2 separate regions of the Homo sapiens genome follow, and region 1 is linked to region 2. Evidence: chromatin contacts called from ENCODE POLR2A ChIA-PET data. All regions are on one chromosome and are shown on one strand. The core of a region is the stretch at or near the end of the contact, and the rest is flanking DNA. Distances in the headings are between cores, read along the strand shown. Region 1 holds the start of PSMA6 (proteasome 20S subunit alpha 6). Region 2 holds the start of KLHL28 (kelch like family member 28).

Region 1 (2,700 bases), core at 86-2,585, 9.7 Mb after region 2:
TTTAATCATGTTTTTCAATTGGGGATAAATTAAAAGGGCTACTGAATTATCCAACAAGATGTTTCTTGCTACATTATATACACTATGCAGTAATACACTGAGCAGTTTCATTCCAAGTTATCTTTAACTCTATTTCTAAAATTTACAGGTGAAGAGAACCTCATTTACAGACCAACTCTCTCCTTATGATTCCAAGCACAGATGATTATATTACTGTGCAAGACACGGAGCCACTAAACTCATTCAAAAATAAAACCATCACGGACCAGATGTAAATCAAGCCCTCCTGACACTAAATTCTCTATGGTAAGAGATCAAGGGTCTGGCTTATAATCATAACCTAAACCTTGACACCGTTTCAGCGCAATACATTACTATTCCGAGTAACTGATAGTTTCTTTCCACTACAGGTGTTCTTCAGTAAACTAGTACACAGTACCTCATCTACAACTCAGAATCGGCATTTAAATTACAGGAGCATTCAAACAGATGTGGGTAAAAAGGGGATGCCAATCTCAAGAGCAGCTCTAGAATTGAGTCACTCATTCTATCAGATTCCCAAAGATGTCTTGAACTCTGTAGATATTTGTAAATTGGCACTTTTAATTTTTTTTATCCGTTTGTTTAACGTATCTGTCACTCTAAGCTGTGAGCTTCAGTATAGAAGAGGGTGTAACATTCACATTTGTATCTCCTAGGACTAGCAGTGTCTGGTATATAGCAGGCTTCGAGTGCCTGTGTGGAATTAACCACAGAAGTCCATGCTGCAAACAAAGGAAAACGGAGAGGAGGCATTTTAGTTGAGACGTTAAGGAATCAATTACCCTTTAGAAACAGACCTTGTGCCTGGCCAGGACAGAATACAATAACTGAAGGGGCCTCACGAAGCCGGAGTCAGGCATTACAGCCCTATCTTCCTTAACTCTCCATTGGGTCTACGCAGTGTGGCCGCTCGCCCTGCAGAGACAGGCCTTCAGGCCCCCGATCCCTGCGTCCAGACGGGGGTGCAAACACCACAGAGCTCAATCCAGCTTCAGCCGTTCTCCCTTCCCAGCTCCAGCCCAGCTTCGGCCCCAGACTAAACCCGGGCCGCGTCTGCTCGCTCCAGGCACGTACCATGACAGGGCAATTCAGGTGGCCCACAGGCGAACCTGGTTCACTCACCTACTTGGTAGAGCCGACCCTCGGGTGAAAAAATGGTAATGTGGCGGTCAAAACCGGCGCTGGAACCACGGGACATGTTGGTAGAAGCACTACTTTAAACACAATCCCTGGGCCCCGTAGCTCCCGCACCAGGCACACAAGCACCTCCCGGAAGTTGCAGCGACTGCTTCCGGGGTACCAGCCGCGTTTCTTCCGCTCTTGCATGCCGAACTCACGGCTCTGGAGCCAGTTCGAGCACTGAGCTCTGAGGCCCCGCCCCCTAAGGGGGTGGTGGAGTGAGGGCGGGAGGCCTTTGAAGGTATGCGCCTGCGCCAAGCAGGCCTCTTGAGTGGATAGACGTGAAACTTGGGTCGTGGCGCTTTCAGGCTTTCATCTGGAGAATGAATTGACTATAGCAAGGACGAAAAGGCTTCCTGGGGGCCCAGAATAGCGATTTGCCTATCAGTGTGACCTAAATAGAACGTGTAATTAACAAGTCTCTTACATGCATCCTGTGTCTGGTCAGACTGCTGGCTTGCCTTCTTCCTAACCTCTTTTATCCTCCACTTTCATTCCTATTACGGGGGAAACAGGTTGCAGCTGCAGCTGCAGCCGTTAAATTTAGGCACTGAAGGAAGCGGGTTCAAGCAGCCGCTGGAAAGAACATTATTTTCTGACAGCCAGGCAAGATCTTCTTTTGGCCAGCAGCCCCGACAATTTTTAGTCTTTTTTTTTTTTTTTTTTTTTTTTGAGACAGAGTTTCGCCCTTGTTGCCCAGGCTGGAGTGCAATGGCGCGATCTCGGCTGACTGCAACCTCCCCCTCCTGAGTTCAAGCGATTCTCCTGCCTCATCCTCCCGAGTAGCTGGGATTATAGGCGTGTGCCACCAGGACCGGCTAATTTTGTATTTTTAGTAGAGGCGGGGTTTCGCCATGTTGGTCAGGCAGCTCTCGAACTCCTGAGCCCAAGTGATCCACCTTCCTCGGCCTCCCAGAGTGCTGGGATTACAGGCTTGAGCCACAGTGCCCAGGCAATTTTTAGTCTTGAAAGCGGAGGCCGGGCGCGGTGGCTCACGCCTGTAATCCCAGCACTTTGGGAGACCAAGGCGGGCGGATCACGAGGTCAGGAGATTGAGACCATCCTGGCTAACACGGTGAAACCCCGTCTCTACTAAAAAATACAAAAAAAATTAGCCAGGCGTGGTGGCGGGCGCCTGTAGTCCCATATACTTGGGAGGCTGAGGCAGGAGAACGGCGTGAACCGGAGAGGCGGAGCTTGCAGTGAGCCGAGATCATGCCACTGCACTCCAGCCTGGGCGACAGAGCGAGACTCCGTCTCAAAAAAAAAAAAAAAGAAAGAAAGCCTAACTCCAGCCTGGCCAACATAGGAAGGCCCCGTCTCTACAAAAAATAAAATTAGCTGTGCGTGGTGGCGCGCGCCAGTAGTCCCAGCTACTCGGGGGGCTAAGGTGGGAGGATGGCTTGAGCCCAGGAGATCCAGGTTGCAGTGAGCTATGATCACGCCACTGCACTCCAGCCTGGGCGACAGAGGAAGATC
Region 2 (2,700 bases), core at 168-2,667:
CTGGGACTCCAGGCGGCGATTGTAGTGTCTCCTCAGGGCAGAGGGCAGACGAGAAATGTAAGATTGAAACCTGTCTTGGCCAAGTCGCTCCCCAATTTGTTGAAGTGCGGAGAAAGCTGTCTCAGATTCTTCTTCTGTCTCCTGATCACCAAGCTTTCGGGCTAGGGATATTATCACCTCGGTGAGATCCAGACCAAGCAACAAGTCCTCAGTAGTAAGCAAGATGGGAAGCAGTAGTGCTGTGGAAGCTCTAAGTCGGGCATCGGTACTTTCCAGTCCTTGTTGTATAAGCGTTCTCAGCACCTCTCCAGGACTACGTTTCAGACATATATGAAGGATCTGCAGCGCATCTTTCCGCAGGGCTGGATTCTCTTCCCGTAACGAGACAACTAGTTGAGGCAAAAGTGCTAAGCTAAAGGCCTCTTCAAGCTGGCCTGCCTCCCCCTGACCCCGGAGAACGTCCGAGAGAAGTTGCAAGCAGAGCCGCTTCTCATCACTACCTCCTTCCACAAGCACTCGGCCCAGTGCCCGATACAAAGCTTCCTTGCGTCGGGGGAAGCCAAGTCGACCGCCCCGCCGCGGCAAAGCAGCTTGCAAAGCCTGGAAGGCCTCAGAAGGATCCCGGGCAGTGCGGAGGAGTTGAAGGAGCCGAGTGTCCTCTTCATCTCCCCCTGACAAACCGCCTCCAGACTCAGACCAGCTGCTTGAGACTGCCTCCGAGGGCATCAAGAGGGCCGAGGCCAGAGGCGAAGTTGTAGTGGGGCAGGAACCGTGGTCCCCCGCAGCTCCACGGAAGTAGTAGTTTTTCTCTCCTCTCATAATGCCCCCAACTCGACTATCATCGGTCTCTGGGGCGGAAGGACGACTGCGGCTCTGGAGCCGATAGGTAGAGAGGACTGGAAAGGGCGGCAGCAGAAGCAGCGCGGAGGGGGCAGCCGCCATGCAGGGTTGTCAGGTGGTGGTGGTTGGAAGAAACCATTGCCGTCTCCAAAGGGCTCGATGGAGCCCAGACTTCCAGATCCTCTCCAAGCCCCAAGCTGCAGAAGAGGCAAAAGAACAGCTTCAGCCTGCCGCCAGGCCGCCCCCAACTCCGGGAGGCAGCCTCTGGCAAAATGGCCCCCGTCTGAGCCCTAGACCCCACAGCTGCCACCGGGCGTAACCAAGGGCACCACGTGACCAAACCGATTGCTTCCATGGTGATGTACCCAGCGCGGACCTCTTGACCCGGAAATCCACTTGCCGTGATGAATGCTGGGTTATGTAGTCCACGTCAGGTGTTGAGACTAGGCCAAAGTCTCCTGGAAGAGGAAGTCAGAACGTTGTAAACGCAGCTACAGCGGAGAAGGGAGGAGGGGTGAAGCCATTTGACGGATGTGACGCTTTCCTTGCTCTGGGCGGAAGTTGCCCGCCCCACCCGTAAGAGTTAGGGTTTGACCGGAGCTAGTGAGGATCCAGCCCAGGCTCCAGTTGTCCGCGGTTCCTCCTCCTGTCGCTGCCCGTGTGATTACTGAGACTCAGGTATTTTCCTTTTGCTGTCCTCCAGCGGTGCAGGCTTTGGCAGTGTTTTGCCCGAATGCCACTGGTGCTAGAGTAAGAGGCAAAGGACTGAGCGGAGCAGGTGGAAAGAGAGGCGACATCTTCTTGTGCAGGGCTCGTCACCCTTGTAAACGCGTTACTCTCTACCACCCTGAGTAACTGCGATCCTTTCCTCTTGCCATCTGCTTATCAGGACAGAAGATCTGGACCACGGCCAAGCTCACAAATCGGGTATTTTTTTTCAATTCCTGGTCTTTGGGGCCTTTATTCGCCTCCCCCTTCTCCTTTTGTCGACTTCTCTTAACCCTCCGGCCGCAGAGGGTTAATTTTTTTTTGTTTTTGTTTGTTTGTTTTTGGCAACGTTTCCTTACCCTCATCACTTTGCGTTTTCTTTACAACGTACATAATATGGAAATAGGTCTGTTTTTTTCCCCCTGTAGCTAACCGCCTCTCCCTTAGACGTTATCAAAATCTTTCCTTCTAATGCAGTTCCTCTGTGGGACTCTCCCCTAACCTCCGCCCCCTCCGTCTGCCGCCCTAGCCTCCCTGCAGGATCCTCAAGCGTCTCTGCAGCCTTTCAGTCTCCTAGAGACAGAGATTGCGAAGACAATTTCACTTGCGGTGGAAGTTCTTGGCATCATGGTTCTAAGAGAATTCTGCCTTGTGGATTTAGGAATGATAGTAGACATTTATTTATTTTAGGCGAACTGAGAATTTTGTGTGCATTTTCTCCTCATAAGTGATACTTAAACGGACACAGTGGAAGAGCTGGAGTGTCTAGTGTGAGCCTGAATGCTTTGGAGTGTGGAAGAGATATTTTTTTTTTTTGAAGGAATAATACTATTACTTTTGAATGACTCGTGCGAAAAGTCTAAGTTATCATTTGAAGACCCAAATTTATGCACTTCAAATGCAAGTATTCCTACCCTGCTCTGTACCAGGTGGGATTTCTCTTAAATACTTTTTAAAGTCTTGGAATAAATGAGTCACATATGCCAAACAGCTTTATAAATAATGCTCCCAGCTGATGCAAGTGCAAAAATAATTTCTGGATTTTTGCCTTAAAGTACGATTTGAATATCAGTTTTGTTTTGTTTTGTTTTTGGGGGGGTGGGGGTGGGGAATAGACTATAATGTAAATGAGGCTGTGTAAATATACATCCT

Evidence for each region. ChIA-PET counts read pairs that join two places held with the same protein, here RNA polymerase II (POLR2A).
Region 1: POLR2A ChIA-PET joins it to region 2 with 11 read pairs in CD4-positive, alpha-beta T cell. The contact joins the promoter of PSMA6 here to the promoter of KLHL28 in region 2. POLR2A ChIA-PET finds 5 or more read pairs at or near these places in 2 of 52 experiments (CD4-positive, alpha-beta T cell and activated B cell).

What each region holds. Positions count from the first base shown.
Region 1 is chr14:35,291,017-35,293,716 of GRCh38, reverse strand. It overlaps PSMA6 (proteasome 20S subunit alpha 6), which reads right to left and starts at 1,335. Exons shown (of 7, transcript NM_002791.3): 1 at 1,165-1,335. The coding sequence starts at 1,240. The region is part of intron 9 of PRORP-PSMA6 (PRORP-PSMA6 readthrough); the gene reads right to left. RefSeq lists enhancers at 872-931, 1,012-1,131, 1,252-1,331, 1,048-1,634.
Region 2 is chr14:44,960,664-44,963,363 of GRCh38, reverse strand. KLHL28 (kelch like family member 28) reads left to right here and starts at 1,417. Exons shown (of 5, transcript NM_017658.5): 1 at 1,417-1,518. TOGARAM1 (TOG array regulator of axonemal microtubules 1) reads right to left here and starts at 1,174. Exons shown (of 20, transcript NM_001308120.2): 1 at 1-1,174. The coding sequence starts at 942. RefSeq lists enhancers at 717-1,231, 881-1,690, 1,232-1,746, 2,261-2,350.